3 separate regions of the Homo sapiens genome follow, and regions 2 and 3 are each linked to region 1. Evidence: chromatin contacts called from ENCODE Hi-C or POLR2A ChIA-PET data. All regions are on one chromosome and are shown on one strand. Each heading gives the region's core, a stretch centred on a gene start or an enhancer-like site at or near the end of the contact. The rest is flanking DNA. Distances are from core to core; before and after follow the strand shown.

The links. Hi-C counts contacts between places; a loop is a spot of excess contacts on that map. ChIA-PET counts read pairs that join two places held with the same protein, here RNA polymerase II (POLR2A). Pooled maps may share reads with other maps.
Region 2: a pooled map shows a loop between it and region 1 (14-fold over the local background). The contact joins two enhancer-like sites. A Hi-C loop is called at or near these places in 4 of 168 maps with a recorded cell type or tissue (endothelial cell of umbilical vein, head of caudate nucleus, ovary and 1 more), 2 of 37 single-sample maps with no recorded cell type and 6 of 50 pooled maps. POLR2A ChIA-PET finds 5 or more read pairs at or near these places in 6 of 52 experiments (HEK293, MCF 10A, RWPE1 and 3 more).
Region 3: a pooled map shows a loop between it and region 1 (2.6-fold over the local background). The contact joins the promoter of FIBCD1-AS1 here to the enhancer-like site in region 1. A Hi-C loop is called at or near these places in 7 of 168 maps with a recorded cell type or tissue (GM13977, adrenal gland, gastrocnemius medialis and 3 more), 2 of 37 single-sample maps with no recorded cell type and 10 of 50 pooled maps. POLR2A ChIA-PET finds 5 or more read pairs at or near these places in 5 of 52 experiments (A673, PC-9, WTC11 and 1 more).

What each region holds. Positions count from the first base shown.
Region 1 is chr9:130,679,388-130,684,061 of GRCh38, forward strand. It overlaps PRDM12 (PR/SET domain 12), which reads left to right. Exons shown (of 5, transcript NM_021619.3): 5 at 1,861-3,596. The coding sequence ends at 2,282. Among named protein-coding and RNA genes, the nearest start is that of EXOSC2, 12 kb to the right of the region's middle. RefSeq lists silencers at 1,806-1,905, 2,386-2,625 and enhancers at 2,055-2,730, 2,776-2,945. Within about 2 kb of position 1,949, at least 5 of the 41 ENCODE cell types and tissues checked have a DNase peak (open chromatin) inside an H3K27ac peak, as active enhancers do; they include adrenal gland and right lobe of liver, where a contact is called at or near this core.
Region 2 is chr9:131,041,288-131,045,961 of GRCh38, forward strand. LAMC3 (laminin subunit gamma 3) reads left to right here. Exons shown (of 28, transcript NM_006059.4): 7 at 350-448; 8 at 4,237-4,373. Among named protein-coding and RNA genes, the nearest start is that of LAMC3, 34 kb to the left of the region's middle. Within about 2 kb of position 1,909, at least 5 of the 41 ENCODE cell types and tissues checked have a DNase peak (open chromatin) inside an H3K27ac peak, as active enhancers do.
Region 3 is chr9:130,939,096-130,943,769 of GRCh38, forward strand. It overlaps FIBCD1-AS1 (FIBCD1 antisense RNA 1), which reads left to right and starts at 1,251. Exons shown (of 3, transcript XR_930398.3): 1 at 1,251-1,347. It overlaps FIBCD1 (fibrinogen C domain containing 1), which reads right to left and starts at 152. Exons shown (of 7, transcript NM_032843.5): 1 at 1-152. RefSeq lists enhancers at 1-784, 2,230-2,449 and silencers at 29-238, 2,007-2,301, 4,218-4,391.

The DNA of each region.
Region 1 (4,674 bases), core at 699-3,198:
AGTGGCGTGATCTTGGCTCATTGCAACCTCTGCCTCCCAGGTTCAAGCAATTCTTCTGCCTCAGCCTCCCGAGTAGTTGGGATTACAGGCGTGTGCCACCATGCCCAGCTAATCTTTGCATTTGTAGTAGAGATGGGGTTTTGTTATGTTGGCCAAGCTAGTCTCAAACTCCTGACCTCAAGCGATCTGCCCACTTTGGCCTCCCAAAGTGCTGAGATTACAGGCGTAAGCCACGGCACCTGGCCTGTGAAATTTGGTTATCCATATTTTTATTTTATTTAACTTATTTTTGAGACAGAGTCTCTCTCTGTCACCCAGGCTGGAGTGCAGTGGCACTATCTTGGTTCACTACAGCCTCAACCACCTGGGCTCAAGCTATCCTCCCATCTCAGCCTCCCAGGTAGCTGGGACCACAGTCGTGCACCACCACACCTGGCTAATTTTTTAAATTTATTGTAGAGATGGGGTCTCGCCATGTTGCCCAGCTGGTCTGGAACTCCTGGGCTCAAATGATCCTCCTGCCTCTGCCTCCCAAAGTGCTGGGATTACAGGCATGAGGCACCGTGGTCAGCGGTCCTTATTTTTGGAGGATGAACCTGAGCTGGTGAGCTACTGTTTATTAAGTCCTTGCTCTGCAGCTGATGTTTTACAAACATTAATTTCTCTAGGCCGGGCATGGTGGCTTATGCCTATAATCCCAGTACTTTGGGAAGCAGAGACAGGAGGATCACTCGAGCCCAGGAGTTCCAGACCAGCCTGGTCAACATGGCAAGACCCCATCTCTACAAAAAATTTAAAAGTTAGCCAGGTGTGCTGGCACGAGCCTGTGGTCCTAGCTGCCTGGGAGGCTGAGGTGGGAGGATCGCTTGAACCCGGGAGGTCGAGGCTACAGTGAGCTGAGATGGCACCACTGCACTCCAGCCTGTGTGACAGAGCCAGACCCTGTTTCAAAAAAATAAATAAAATCTTTTTGGCCGGGCGCTGTGGCTGTAATCCCAGCACTTTGGGAGGCCGAGGTGGGTGGATCTCGAGGTCAAGAGATCGAGACCATCCTGGCCAACATGGTGAAACCCCGTCTGTACTAAAAATAGAAAAATTAGCTGGGCGTGGTGGTGCACACCTGTATTCCCAGGGAAGCTGAGGCAGGAGAACCACTTGAACCCAGGAGGCGAAGGCTGCAGTGAGCCGAGATCGCGCCACTGCACTCCAGCCTGGAGACAGAGGGAGACTCCGTCTAAAAAAAAAAAATATATATATATATATATATATATATTTTTTTTTTTTTTAACTGATCCTTACCATGTTAGTATTATCTCCATTTCAGGAAGGAGAAAACCGAGGCGCAGTTCCATGGTACAGAGTAGGCATTCAGTAAATGTTTGTGGGATGAGTTAATGAAAGGTTTGGGGGCAGGGGTCATCACAGTTGCTCCCCTTTACAGAAGGCTGCTCCAATCCAGGCACCTCTCAGGCACTGGCTAAGGCAGGTCGGGTGCTTAGCGCAGAGACCTTTCATAGACGTCTTTTCTCATCCTCTCGGGCAATCGTACGCCCGAAAAGGCAGTGCTAGCTTTCCATTTTACAGATGAGAAAGCTGAGGTTTAGCTAGGCTGAGTCGCTAAGTCCCCGAGGTCTCGCATCGCGATCGGGAGTCCAACTCCCTATTGGACCCCCCAGCCGGGGTACCCTTCGCTGTCCCTCCAGTCCGTCTGCCACCGTCCAAGCAGCACCCACCCTCAAGGACGGACCGGCCCCGGGCTGGGGGCGCTGAGGGCCCGGGCTGCGGGGCGCCGGTTCTAACGGGGCTGCTCTCTCCCCTTCTCCGTCTCCCTTCCCCCGCCCCGCCCCGCCCCGCGGCCAGAGGACTTCCACCCGGCGGACTCGGCGGCTGGCCCCGCGGGCCGCATGCGATGCGTCATCTGCCACCGCGGCTTCAACTCGCGCAGCAACCTGCGCTCGCACATGCGCATCCACACGCTGGACAAGCCCTTCGTGTGCCGCTTCTGCAACCGCCGCTTCAGCCAGTCGTCCACGCTGCGCAACCACGTGCGCCTGCACACGGGCGAGCGCCCCTACAAGTGCCAGGTGTGCCAGAGCGCCTACTCGCAGCTGGCCGGCCTGCGCGCCCACCAGAAGAGCGCGCGGCACCGGCCGCCCAGCACCGCGCTGCAGGCACACTCGCCCGCGCTGCCCGCCCCGCACGCGCACGCGCCCGCGCTCGCCGCCGCCGCCGCCGCCGCCGCCGCCGCCGCCGCGCACCACCTGCCGGCCATGGTGCTGTGAGCGCGCCCGCGCCCCCGCCGGGCCCCGCGCGCTCCTGGGTCCCCGGCACCCCGGCCCCGCAGCGCGACTCGCCCTCCAGCCCCAACCCCCGGCCCGGCGCCGCCGCGGAGCCCCGCGCGCTGGGGTTGCGCCCCGGAGGCGGATCTCAGGCACCCCCGCCTTGGCCCGTGTCGCAGATGAGGACACTGAGGGCGGCGTCCCTCACCCAGGCCACGCAGCTGGTGCGGCTGTTCGGCCGCCTCCTCTGGGAGGGGGTCCCCCTGCCTGGCCTCGCCCCCGAGTCTCCCTGCTGCTGTAGAGCCGGGCGCCCAGGCCGGCATCCCCCTCGTGGGTGGCAGGAGAGCGGACTTAGAGCCCCCGAGGGCCCCTCAGCAGAGGAAGGGGAGTCCCCTCCTCCGCCACCGAGAGTCCTGTGCTTCGGAATGAAGGGAGGGCGACCTCCTTGTCCGGGTGTGGTCGGGCGCGGGGGTTGTGGGGGCGCCATCTCCTCTTCCGGCCCCTGGGACTGGTGTCCTGAAGTGTCGGGAGTCCTTACGCAACCTTGACATGTGCGGGCTACTGGGGTCCATCGGCAGCGGGAAGAGACCCGGAGAGATGCATCTTCTGGGCCCTTCTCTCCTTTAGGCCAGCTTACCCCCAAACCTGGCTCCTGGGGACGGATGAGGAAGGAGCTCTTTGCAGTGCACCAGGCACGTTGAGAGTGGAGGCACAATGGAAATCCTCTGTGGGACCCCGAGCAAGACCCTGCACCTCTTTGGGCCTCAGTTTCCCCATCTGTAAAATGAAGGAGTTGGACCAATGCCCCCTCCCCTTCAGCTGTGACATCGTGCCTGGGAAGGCGAAATATACCCCCAGCCCCTTCCAACACACACACTCCAGCGAGAGGAGGGCAAGACTGGAACCGCTGCCCGAGAGGTTAAGGTGGCTTCTGTGGCCACGAAGCGCTTCCGAGCTGTGCCCAGTCCCGGGAATTCCGCCCAGTCTGCCCACACTTCCCTCGGTCCCTGCCCGTTTCCTCAAATTCGGGCCGTGCGCGCCCTCTGGTGTCGCCTCTCACACTTTGCAGTCATTTACCAGGATTCCCGTAGGGCGTTTTGTAAAATAAACTATAATATTAATGAAAAGTATAAAATGTATAGAGTTTTCAAGAAACTGCGTTCTACTTCCAGAAGATGGTCACTTTAACCTTGTAAATATTTATCTAAAATGATATTTACAAAACTGTAATATATTATTATTTGATTGTATATGTACAACTGTAAATACATTTGTACCTCTCTTGTATTCTAAAATAAAAATTACTTGGAACATTTATCATTTAGCATCTGAATGGGTGGACACTTTTATCTGTAGGAAGGAAATATAGAAAGTGTCTAGAAGCTGGAAAGGGGCGGGTAAGCGTTGTTCCACTTACTGGTGTGTACAGGAAAATTCTCTCTGTCACAACTGGGATGTCAGAGCTCAGTGAGATGGGCCACAGTGCAAAGCAACCGGAAATCTTGAAAGGGGCCAGGCAGATTTCTCCCGGTTTCCAGCTGGCTCAAACATCAGTGCCTTATTTTGTAACTTCTCCCAAATATTTACTTTTTTTTTTTTTTTTCATTTTAATGGCCAACTCAAAGGAGTTCAAGCAGCCAGTGGGAATGGGCCAAAATGGCCACCAAGTGCCCTCCCAATGCCTAGACTCTCCAAATGTTCTGGGCACCCATTTCCAGACCCTCTTGAAGAAGACCAGGGAGCAGGAAGACCTCTAGTTAAAGCCAGAGGGCTTCATGGTTCCTATAGGGCCAGTCTCACCTCTCCTCTCCAGGAAGGAGGTGCGTGCAGGGGAGTGTGAGTTCACACCTGTGCTCCAGCATACACCAGCCATGAGGGTGTCATCGTCCAACCCACTGGGTGTGTGGTTTCCTGGCATCCCGCAGATACAACTCTGCATCTTCATCCAGCACACGTGTGCACACATGTGCACCTGCAGACACTTGGGAATTTACACTTGGACACACAGCCCAGCCCCACTTGGAACTTCAGGGGTGTACTCCTAAAGACCCCCTTACTTTGAGTGATTTGTCTTGGACCCTGGAAATGGAGGCACAGGCAGGGTTGGACACCTGATGAGTTCACTTGCAGGCCCCATCTGGGGTTCACTCCCTCAGGCCAGTGGGGGAAGTCACCTTTGGTTCTCCTCCCACTGGAACCTCGCTTCTCCTTTGACACCCCACCATTAGGCTCCCAATGCCTCCGGTGGCCCCTGCATTCCCCCCTCCCATGCAGCCCCCATCCAGGCCTCTTGTTCCCTTGACCAAAGCCTATCTGTCCTGAGTCCCCCTCCCTTGGATGCCAAGGGGTGAAAAGGCAGGTGCTTTTCCTGCCCACATGTTGAGACTCCCAGGAA
Region 2 (4,674 bases), core at 659-3,158, 360 kb after region 1:
ACCCAGGAGGCAGAGGTTGCAGTGAGCCAAGATCATGACACTGCGCTCCAGCCTGGGTGGCAAAGTGTGACTCTGTCCCAAAAAAAAAGATTCATGGATGATGAGTGAGTGCGTGGATGACAGATGGAAGGATCCTGGATGGATGTGTGGTGGGTGGGAAGATGGACCACTGTACCAGTGATGGATGGGTCACTTCCTTGGCAAGATGGGAACAGTAAAGCCAGGTCAGTTACCTGCGTCAGCCTCACTCCTGATGTTGGCAGCAGGGAAAGCTCCCTTCCTAGGATGGGCTGTTGCCATTCTGAATTTGCTCATTGCACATTTTCCTCTTGTCCTGTCTCATTGGCAGACCCTGCACTTGCAATCCCGCTGGCAGCCTGGACACCTGTGACCCCCGCAGTGGGCGCTGCCCCTGCAAAGAGAATGTGGAAGGCAACCTATGTGACAGGTTTGTGAGCTAATCCAGCAGTAAGCTTGCTGGAAGTGACCTGGGGGCTCACTGATGAGGCACCAAAGCTGTGGAGTGCGGGGAGGAGCAAGGGGCACGGTCTTCATGGACTTGGGTGACCTTGTCACCCTGTGCCCTTCCTGGGGCACCATGTATCTGTCATACAGGAAGTTACTCAAAAGCTTTATGGCACTGTTTGTGCTTTGATTCAACACCACTGATCATTCATAAGCTGAGAAAATACATGTCTTAGCTTAGAATCCTGAAAAGAAAGAACTGGAATGATAGGAGAGACCATCTAATCCAGGGATAGTAAATAGATGGTGCTCGTACTACCACCTGCTGTGGCAGACATCGCTAATGGAGCACTATCACAGGCCTCCCGTTTCACACTCACTGCAGACATAGCTAATGGAGCACTATCACAGGCCTCCCGTTTCACACCCACAGCAGACATCACTCATGGAGTATTATCAACGCTCCCCTTTCACACCCATGACAGACACCACTAACGGAGCACTATCACAACCCTTTCACACCCACGGCAGACCTATCACAGCCCTCCCTTTTCACACTCAATAGACATTACTCATGCAGCACTGTCAATACACCCCTTTCACACCCACAGCAGACATCACTAATGGTATACCCATGGTACACATCACTAAGGGAGCACTATCACAGTCTTCCCCTTTCTTACCCACAGCAGATATCACTAATGGAGCACTATCACAACCCTCCCTTTTCACACTCACGGCCAACATCACTCATGGAGCATTGTCAATGCACCCCTTTCACACCCACAGCAGACATCACTAATGGTATAACCATGGCAAACATCACTAATGGAGAACTATCACAGCCTCCCCCTTTCATACCCACAGCAGGCATCACTAATGGAGCACTATCAACCCTTGCCTTTCACAGCCATGGCAGACATCACTAATGGTGCCATATCAAACTTTCCCTTTCATAGCCATGGCAGGCATCACTAATGAAGCACTACTACAACCCTTCTTTTTCACACCCATAGCAGACATCATTCATGGAGCACTGTCAACACACCCCTTTCACACCCACAACAGACATCACTAATGGCATACCCATGGCAGACATCACTAAGGGAGCACTATCACAACCCTCCCCTTTCATACCCACAGCAGACATCACTAATGGAGCACCATCAACTCTCCCCTTTCACACCATGGCAGACATCACTGATGGCATACCCATGGCAGACATCACTAAGGCAACACTATCACAACCCTCCCCTTTCACACCCACAACAGACATCACTAATGGGGCACAGCAGTCTTGGCCATGAGCCCTACTATAACCTCAGGATCCTTCTTAACACCCTGCTTCAGGAAGCCCCTACCCACTGAGCTGGATTTTGAGCCTGTTTGCCATCTTTGCAGTCTGATCATGGTACAAATGGGGCATCTGAAGCTCTGCAAGTCAAAGGGGCTCTCCCAAGGCCAGGAAGTACATAAACTTCCTCTTTCAAGTGTTCAAGAGGCCTCCAAGCTCCAGCAGTGCGGCCAGCAGACAAACATGGGTTTAGCTCCTTGGGTACACACTATCTCTTCTTCCTGGCTTTGTGTCTGACATTCACCAGAGCTGCTTGGAGAAGTGGCAGATTCTGGGGCTGGGGCTGGAAAAAGACAAGATAAGCCCAAGGCGTCTTACAGTGCCAGGAAGCAAGGAAATGCTGAAAAACAGAGACAGACACAAACAAAACAGCCCAAACCAGAACGTGGGCCCATGTCAAAAGGACACAGGAGCCGACGTGAAAGAGCTCTCAGGGCTGAAACAATTTGAGCAACAAAATAAACGATAGTATTGGATTATAACCCAGAGAATAAAGTCAAATCCACGAATCCATACTGATGTAAATAGATGATTGAATACATAAATAGATGGGCATGAAGAGACAAACCTTCCTTGCAGAAGAATTCCAAGTAATGAATGTAGAAATGAAGGAACTGGAAAACCACTGTTCAGACCTCACAGTGGTAATTGCTACAGGCAAGAGCTGCCGATGAATGCTGACATTGGTGGGCAGAACTTTAAGGAAAGAGAGGATATTTGCATAACCTCAAAATATCTATTAATTACTGGGGTGGCTTTAACATCTGTCCGTGGGTTCTTTGATACTCTTCCTCTAGGAGGTCGAGCTTAATCCCCCTCTTTTTGAGACTGGGCTGCATTTAGTGACTTGCTGCTTTTTTTTTTTTTTTTGAGACGGAGTTTCGCTCTTTTGCTCAGGCTGGAGTGAAGTGGTATGATCTCGGCTCACTGCAACCTCTGTCTCCCGGGTTCAAGCGATTCTCCTGCCTCAGCCTCCTAAGTAGCTAGGATTATAGGCACCCACCACCACGCCTGGCTAATTTTTGTATTTTTAGTAGAGATGGGGTTTCACCATGTTGGTCAGGCTGATCTCGAACTGACCTCAGGTGATCCACCCACCTCGGCCTCCCAAAGTGCGTGAGCCGGCCAGGCGCGGTGGCTCATGCCTGTAATCCCAGCACTTTGGGAGGCCGAGGTGGATGGATCACGAGGTCAGGAGTTCAAGACCAGCCTGGCCAACATAGTGAAACCCTGTCTCTACTAAAAATACAAAAATTAGCCGGGCATGGTGGCGCACACCTGTAGTCCCAGCTACTTGGGAGGCTGAGGCAGGACAATTGTTTGAACCCGGGAGACAGAGGTTACAGTGAGCTGAAATCGTGCCACTGCACTCCAGCTTGGGCAACAGAGCGAGACTTCGTCTCAAAAAAAAATTTAAAGTGCTTGAGCCACCGCGTCCGGCCTATTCAGTGACTTGCTTCTAATGACTGGACCGTGGTGATTGCACAGTGGAGAGACTGGTAGACAGCACAGGTGATGAAAGTCAGCATCGCTTGGATGTCATGTGGGTTTCCTGTGCCCCCATGTGATATGACGAGAAGGGTACTTCACCTCTGTGTATTTCTTTCCCAAGCCTATAACTCTGGTCTAATCATGAGAAACATCAGACATTCTAAAAATACCTGATCAGTGCTTTTCAAAAAGTGTCAAGATAGTGGCAGACAAGGAAAGACTGAGAAGCGGTGATAGGTTGGAGGAGAACAAGGATACCACTAAATGCAACACCGTGTCCTGGATGGGATCCTGCAGCAGAAACCAGACATTAGAGGAAAAAGTGGAGAAATCCTATTAAAGTCGCTGGGCGCGGTGGCTCAAGCCTGAAATCCCAGTACTTTGGGAGGCTGAGGCGGGCGGATCCCCTGAGGTCAGGAGTTCGAGGTCAACCTGCCAACATGGTGAAATCCCGTTTCTACTAAAAATACAAAAATTAGCCGGGTGTGGTGGCAGGCGCCTGCAATCCCAGCTACCCGGGAGGCTGAGGCAGGAGAATCACTTGAACCCGGGAGGCGGAGGCTGCAGTGAGCCAAGATTGCACCATTGCACTCCAGCCTGGGCCACAGAACAAGACTCTGTCTCAAAAAAAAAAAAAAACAACAACAACAAAAAAACAAAACCTAATAAAGTCTGGAGTTTAGTTAACTTAGTTTTGACAAATGTACTGTGGTAATGTCAGATGTCAGCATCAGGGGAGGCTGTCTGAAGCAGGTATGGGAACAATCTGTAATGTTCTTACTACTCTTCTAGAATTCTGAAAAAAAATTGTTTTTAAGTTTCTGCAGTGATTCTAGACTCTCATTGGTCCAGCTGGGATACCCTGGCCCCGCCCCTTCCTGGCTGATTCACGTGGCCCTCGTGGGCATGTCCTGCCTCCATTTCAGATGTCGCCCGGGGACCTTTAACCTGCAGCCCCACAATCCAGCTGGCTGCAGCAGCTGTTTCTGCTATGGCCACTCCAAGGTGTGCGCGTCCACTGCCCAGTTCCAGGTGCATCACATCCTCAGCGATTTCCACCAGGGTAAGAGATGCTCCCTGCAAACGCCTCCCAAGGGTCTGCTCCCAGCCTAGGCAGGTGATCCTGCCCTGGGGAGATCTTGCATTAGTGGATCTCCCATTGTGGAGAGGAGCCACAGGCCTGCACAGCCTAGGTGGGGTCGGGGGTGAGATGATGGCTCCCCAGTGCCCACCTGCGACCCCCAGCTCCCTCCCCAGTCCCTGACTCTTCTCTTTATACCCGTGGTGGGGTTGGGGGCCGGGTACGTGACGCTTTTTGGATCCTGTAGGGGAATTTCCCACTCACCCCGTTGAGACTGGCCTCC
Region 3 (4,674 bases), core at 1-2,500, 260 kb after region 1:
GCGGCCGGCCGGAGGGCAGCAAACAGCCGCGGGCGGCCCGGCTCCTGCTGGCTCCCGGAGGGGCCTGAGAGCCCCCCGGCGGCGCCTCTGCACAAACTTCCTCCCGGACCGGACTCACACAAGTCACCATGCGCGGGGCGGGCCCCGAGGGCGCCCCCGCCGGCCGGTTCGGCGTCTCCGGGGAGTGGCGCGGCGCTCCTTCCGGCTCCCTCCCGGCTCAGGACGCAGGGCTCGCCCCAAGACCCAGGCTGCGCCGGGGGCAGTTTCGGTGGGGTGCGCCCCCTGCGGGCCCCCGAGGTCTGGGTCCAGGTCCCGGGGCAAGTGCGCCCAGCTGTGGGGTCTCCAGCCCCCGGGGACCTCCCTGCGCCGGACCCCGACGCGTGAGCCTGGCCGGTGGGCGTCCCAGTCCGCGTCCGCAGACCCGTGCCCTCGCGCCCGCGGTCGGAAAGCCCACACGACGCCCCCTTGCCCGGGCGGCCCGTGGGCGAAATGGGGGTCCCCACCACTGCCACAGCCGCCGGCGCTGTGGTCGCGAGTACCAGCCGCTCCGCGCTCGGCCGCGCTCCCGGCCGATCGCCCGCGCTCCCCGGCGCGCCCCGCGTGGTCCCAGCCCCCGCCTTCTCCTCCGCCGGGAGGGGATTTGTGCCAGGAGGGGGCTTCTTAGTTGCCCCTTCCCACCAGCAGCACTTTTAAAAGCATTTAATCCGCCCGGAGCGGCCTTCGGAGGTAATTGACAAAGTCCTTAATCTGCGCGGCGAACGAGCTGCTATTGTGGCTTCTGACCGGGAGGCGCCCACACTGCCCGACGCCGCGCTCCCCTCCCGCCGCCCCGCCGAGCCCGCCGGCCGCCCCTCCTCCGCCCCTTTCTGCGTCCCCATCTTTTTCTGCTCCCCCAGCTCCAGACAGACCCCCGTTCCCCGCCCCCGCTTCTCCCCAAAGCTGTTTTCCGGCTCCCGGGGCGCCTTGGCCGCCGCGCTGTTCCCTGGCACCGTCTCCGTCTCTCCCCCACTGGCTGCCAGTCTGTCGCCCCATCTTCGTCCCTCTCCCGATCCCTCTACGCGTCCGGCACTGGCGGGGCAGACTGGTTGGGGGTGGGGGCCGCGTCCAGCCTGGGCTGGGGCACTCCCTGGACCCCGGAGCGGGGGACCCTGTGGCCCGGTGCCATCCGAGGAGACTGCCACCCGCCAGGCGCTGGGTTCACAAACCACCGGCTGTTTGTCCCCAGCCGCCTTTTCCTTCCAGGACAACCGCTGGCCTCACCTACGGCCCGATCCCGGCTTCCCGGACTGAGGCTGCCCGGGAGTTGGAGAGGATCCCACAGCAATGGCTGGGAGTCAGGAGACCCAGGTTCCAATTCTGGCCTCTGGCCCTTTCTGGCCCCTCGGCCTTTCCTATGAATTAAGAGGGTCAGCAGGTGATCTAGAGGGCCCTCAGACTTGGGAAGAAGGATGTGGTGGAGGGCACAGGGCCCTGGCTGTGTGGCTGAGGGCAAGCAACATACCTCTCCGAGCCTCAGTTTCCCCATGTAAGCCAAAGGGTTGACTGCACACGCTTCAGAAGGGCTCTGCCACAGTGCATCACAGCACCTGAGCAGGGCAAGGCTCAGATGTTCCTGCTGTGACCTTGGGCAGATTCCACGTCATCCCCAAGCCTCAGTTTCCTCGTAAACAAGGACTTGCCTATTGGTGGGGAGTGGCGAGGTTTGCAGGCCCTTGTGCAGTTACAGGCACAAAGCGGGCAGGTGGCGGAAATGCAAGGCTCTGACTCCACAGTTTGGCGAGAGGATGTAAACTCCAGACGCATTTGTGCACAGATGAAAGATCACCCTGGGGGGTGGAGCGGGGGTGGGGGGCTGAACTGAGAACCCACGGGAGGGGTGCTAAGGACCAACGGAGGAGGTCTTGGAGATGTGCTCAGAGTAGTCAGGGAGGCATCCTGGGATGGAGGGGTGTGAGCCCGCCCCCAAGGCCCATGAAGGCAGCATCCAGAAGTCTGGGTGCTGAAGGAAAGGCATTTCCAATGGCGGGGCCGCAGAAGGGAAGGCGGAGCTAGGGGAGTGACCCGGGCGTACCTGGGCAGGTGCAAACCGGAGGACCGGAGGACGCTCTGGAGGATCGCCTCCCGGGCCTGCAGAAGCGCGGTTGGACAGGTGAGCGGGGGCCACCTAGCGGCTCCTGCTGGGAGTGTTGGAGGAGGTTGGAGGTTGAATCATCTCACCTGCTCAGCCACAGGTTCAGCCTGCGGGAGTGCCTTACGTGTGTGTCTTCGGGAGCGGGCCTCACTCTGTCACCCCCTCTGTGCTGACGCCTCTGCTCAACACCCCAGGAGAAGGGTCAGCCGTGATGCAGGACTGGCATGAGCCTGCAGGCGTCTGCTCAGCGCTTTACACACTGCACTCAGCAGACACACTTAGGACATCGTTCTGGAAGAAGGGAGGGCCGCCCCCATTCACTGGAGCCTCCGAATTGGTGGAGAGGAATAAAATGGAAGTGGATCCCAGAAGCCAGTGCTGACCCACAGCCAAGATCTGTGCGAGAGAAAGGGCAGCCGACCCCACAGAGCAGACAGGCCCTCCACCCTCGGATTTCCCTTTGACAAGGCTGATGACCACAGAGCACTGGGGGCGAGCTGGGCTGTGCTCAGCAGGTGGGACAGGACAGAATCAGGGCTTTCCAGCCAGCCCAAGACTGAGCATTCCTTGTCAGGGACGAGCCAGCACCTCAGGGTGCCAGAACACAGGACCGGGAGGCTGCATGGTATTAGACTCGAGGTTGCCTGGTAACTTGTTCACTCTCTGCGCATCCCCTCACCTTCCTCTTTCTGGCTCACCAATTCTGCCTGTTCCTACTTTGCCTTTCCAAGGCCACCTGGATATGATGGCCCCACCAATGGGCAACTCCTATCTAGGACTGAACCAGGCATATCAATCATAAGTGGCAGATGGCCAAAGACAGCTGTCCTTGGTCAGGTACCAACCCATCAGACCTTGGTCAGGTCCAATGTGGGGGCATGGCTGCTGGGGCCCTAATGCAGGACCCCTCCCTTAGCAGGGAGTGGGTGCAGGGCAGGCAGTACGGCGACATGGGAGGGGTGGAAAAATAGTCCATGGGGAGACAAGGAAGAGCAGCAAGGGACATAGGGGGACAACATTCAGGGTGCCAGCCGTGACCAACAGCCACCTGTTGGAAGCACCCTCACGCTCAGCGCTGTGCTGGGCACCTCATATCCTCCCAGCCCCCTAATAAGTGAATACTATTGTCCCCACTTTGTGGATGAGGAAACTGATTCAGAAAGGTAAATTACATGACCTGGGTAATTGTGTAATTAATAAGATGATACGATCAATATGGGGCCAGGCACAGTGGCTCACACCTGTAACTCCAGCACTTTGGGAGACCGAGGCAGGTAGATCATCTGAGATCAGGAGTTCGAGACCAGCTTGGCCAACATGGTGATACCCCATCCCTACTAAAAATACAAAATTAGCAGGTGTGGTGGTGCACTCCTGTAATCCCAGCTACTCCGGAGGCTGAGGCAGGAGAATCACTTAGAACCTGGGAGGCAGATGTTGCAGTGAGCCGAGATCGTGCCACTGCACTCCAGCCTTGGCGACAGAGTGAGACTGTCTCAAAAAAAAAAAATCAATATGGAATTACCATTTACCAAACATTTCCATGTGCTGGATACAGCAATACCATTAACAATACCATCTTATTTCAAGTAATCCTCACCCAAGACCTGTAAGTGTTATTAATAGCCTCATTTTCTAGATGAGGCAACAGAAGCTCAGAGAGGTTAAGTAACTCAATCAAGACCACACAGCCATTGGTGGGGCAGAATTTTTTTTTTTTTTTAACACGGAGTCTCGATCTGTCGCCAGGCTGGAGTGCAGTGACGCAATCTCGGCTCACTGGCTCTCTGCAACCTCTCGGGTTCAAGCGATTCTCCTGCCTCAGCCGCCCAAGTAGCTAGGACTACAGGCACACGCCACTACGCCCAGCTAATTTTTGTATTTTTAGTAGAGACAGGGTTTCACCATGTTGGCCAGGATGGTCTCGATCTCTTGACCTCATGAATTGCCCACCTCAGCCTCCCAAAGTGCTGGGATTATAGGCATGAGCCACTGCGCCTGGCCGGTGGGGCAGAATTTGAACCCTAGTGTGTGCACTTCCAGAGACTATCTCTCTTTCTTCAATACCTCGGTGCCTCTTCGTCTGCCAGAGCTGGGCCTGAGCCACCCGGTGAGCGTGCTGAGCCAGCATGCAGCAGGGCTTAGCGGACGTGGGCAGAATAGCCAATGTGCCAGTCTCTCGGGGCCTGGGGGACTGGCTGGCCAGAAGGTCGGGACCTCTGGTCCCCATCCACTCAGCCTCTGCCCCGCACTGCCAAGGGTACTCAGCTCTCGCCATAAAGCTGTTTCAACTTGACTCTGACAGTCACATTTATCATTAAAAATAAATGTATCTTGGCTTCTGTGGCGTGGAAAACTACTGTGCAGTGATTCAATGGGCTTGTCACCCCTCACGGTTAGGCACGGGGAGCTGAATGACTGGATGGTCTCCAACGCCAGCTCCTCATTTTCTGCGGCTGGAGCCAGAAATGTACAGTGGGCTGACATTTAATTTAGAATCCAACATACCTTGACATAAACCCATAATACAAAGGCGGGGGTGG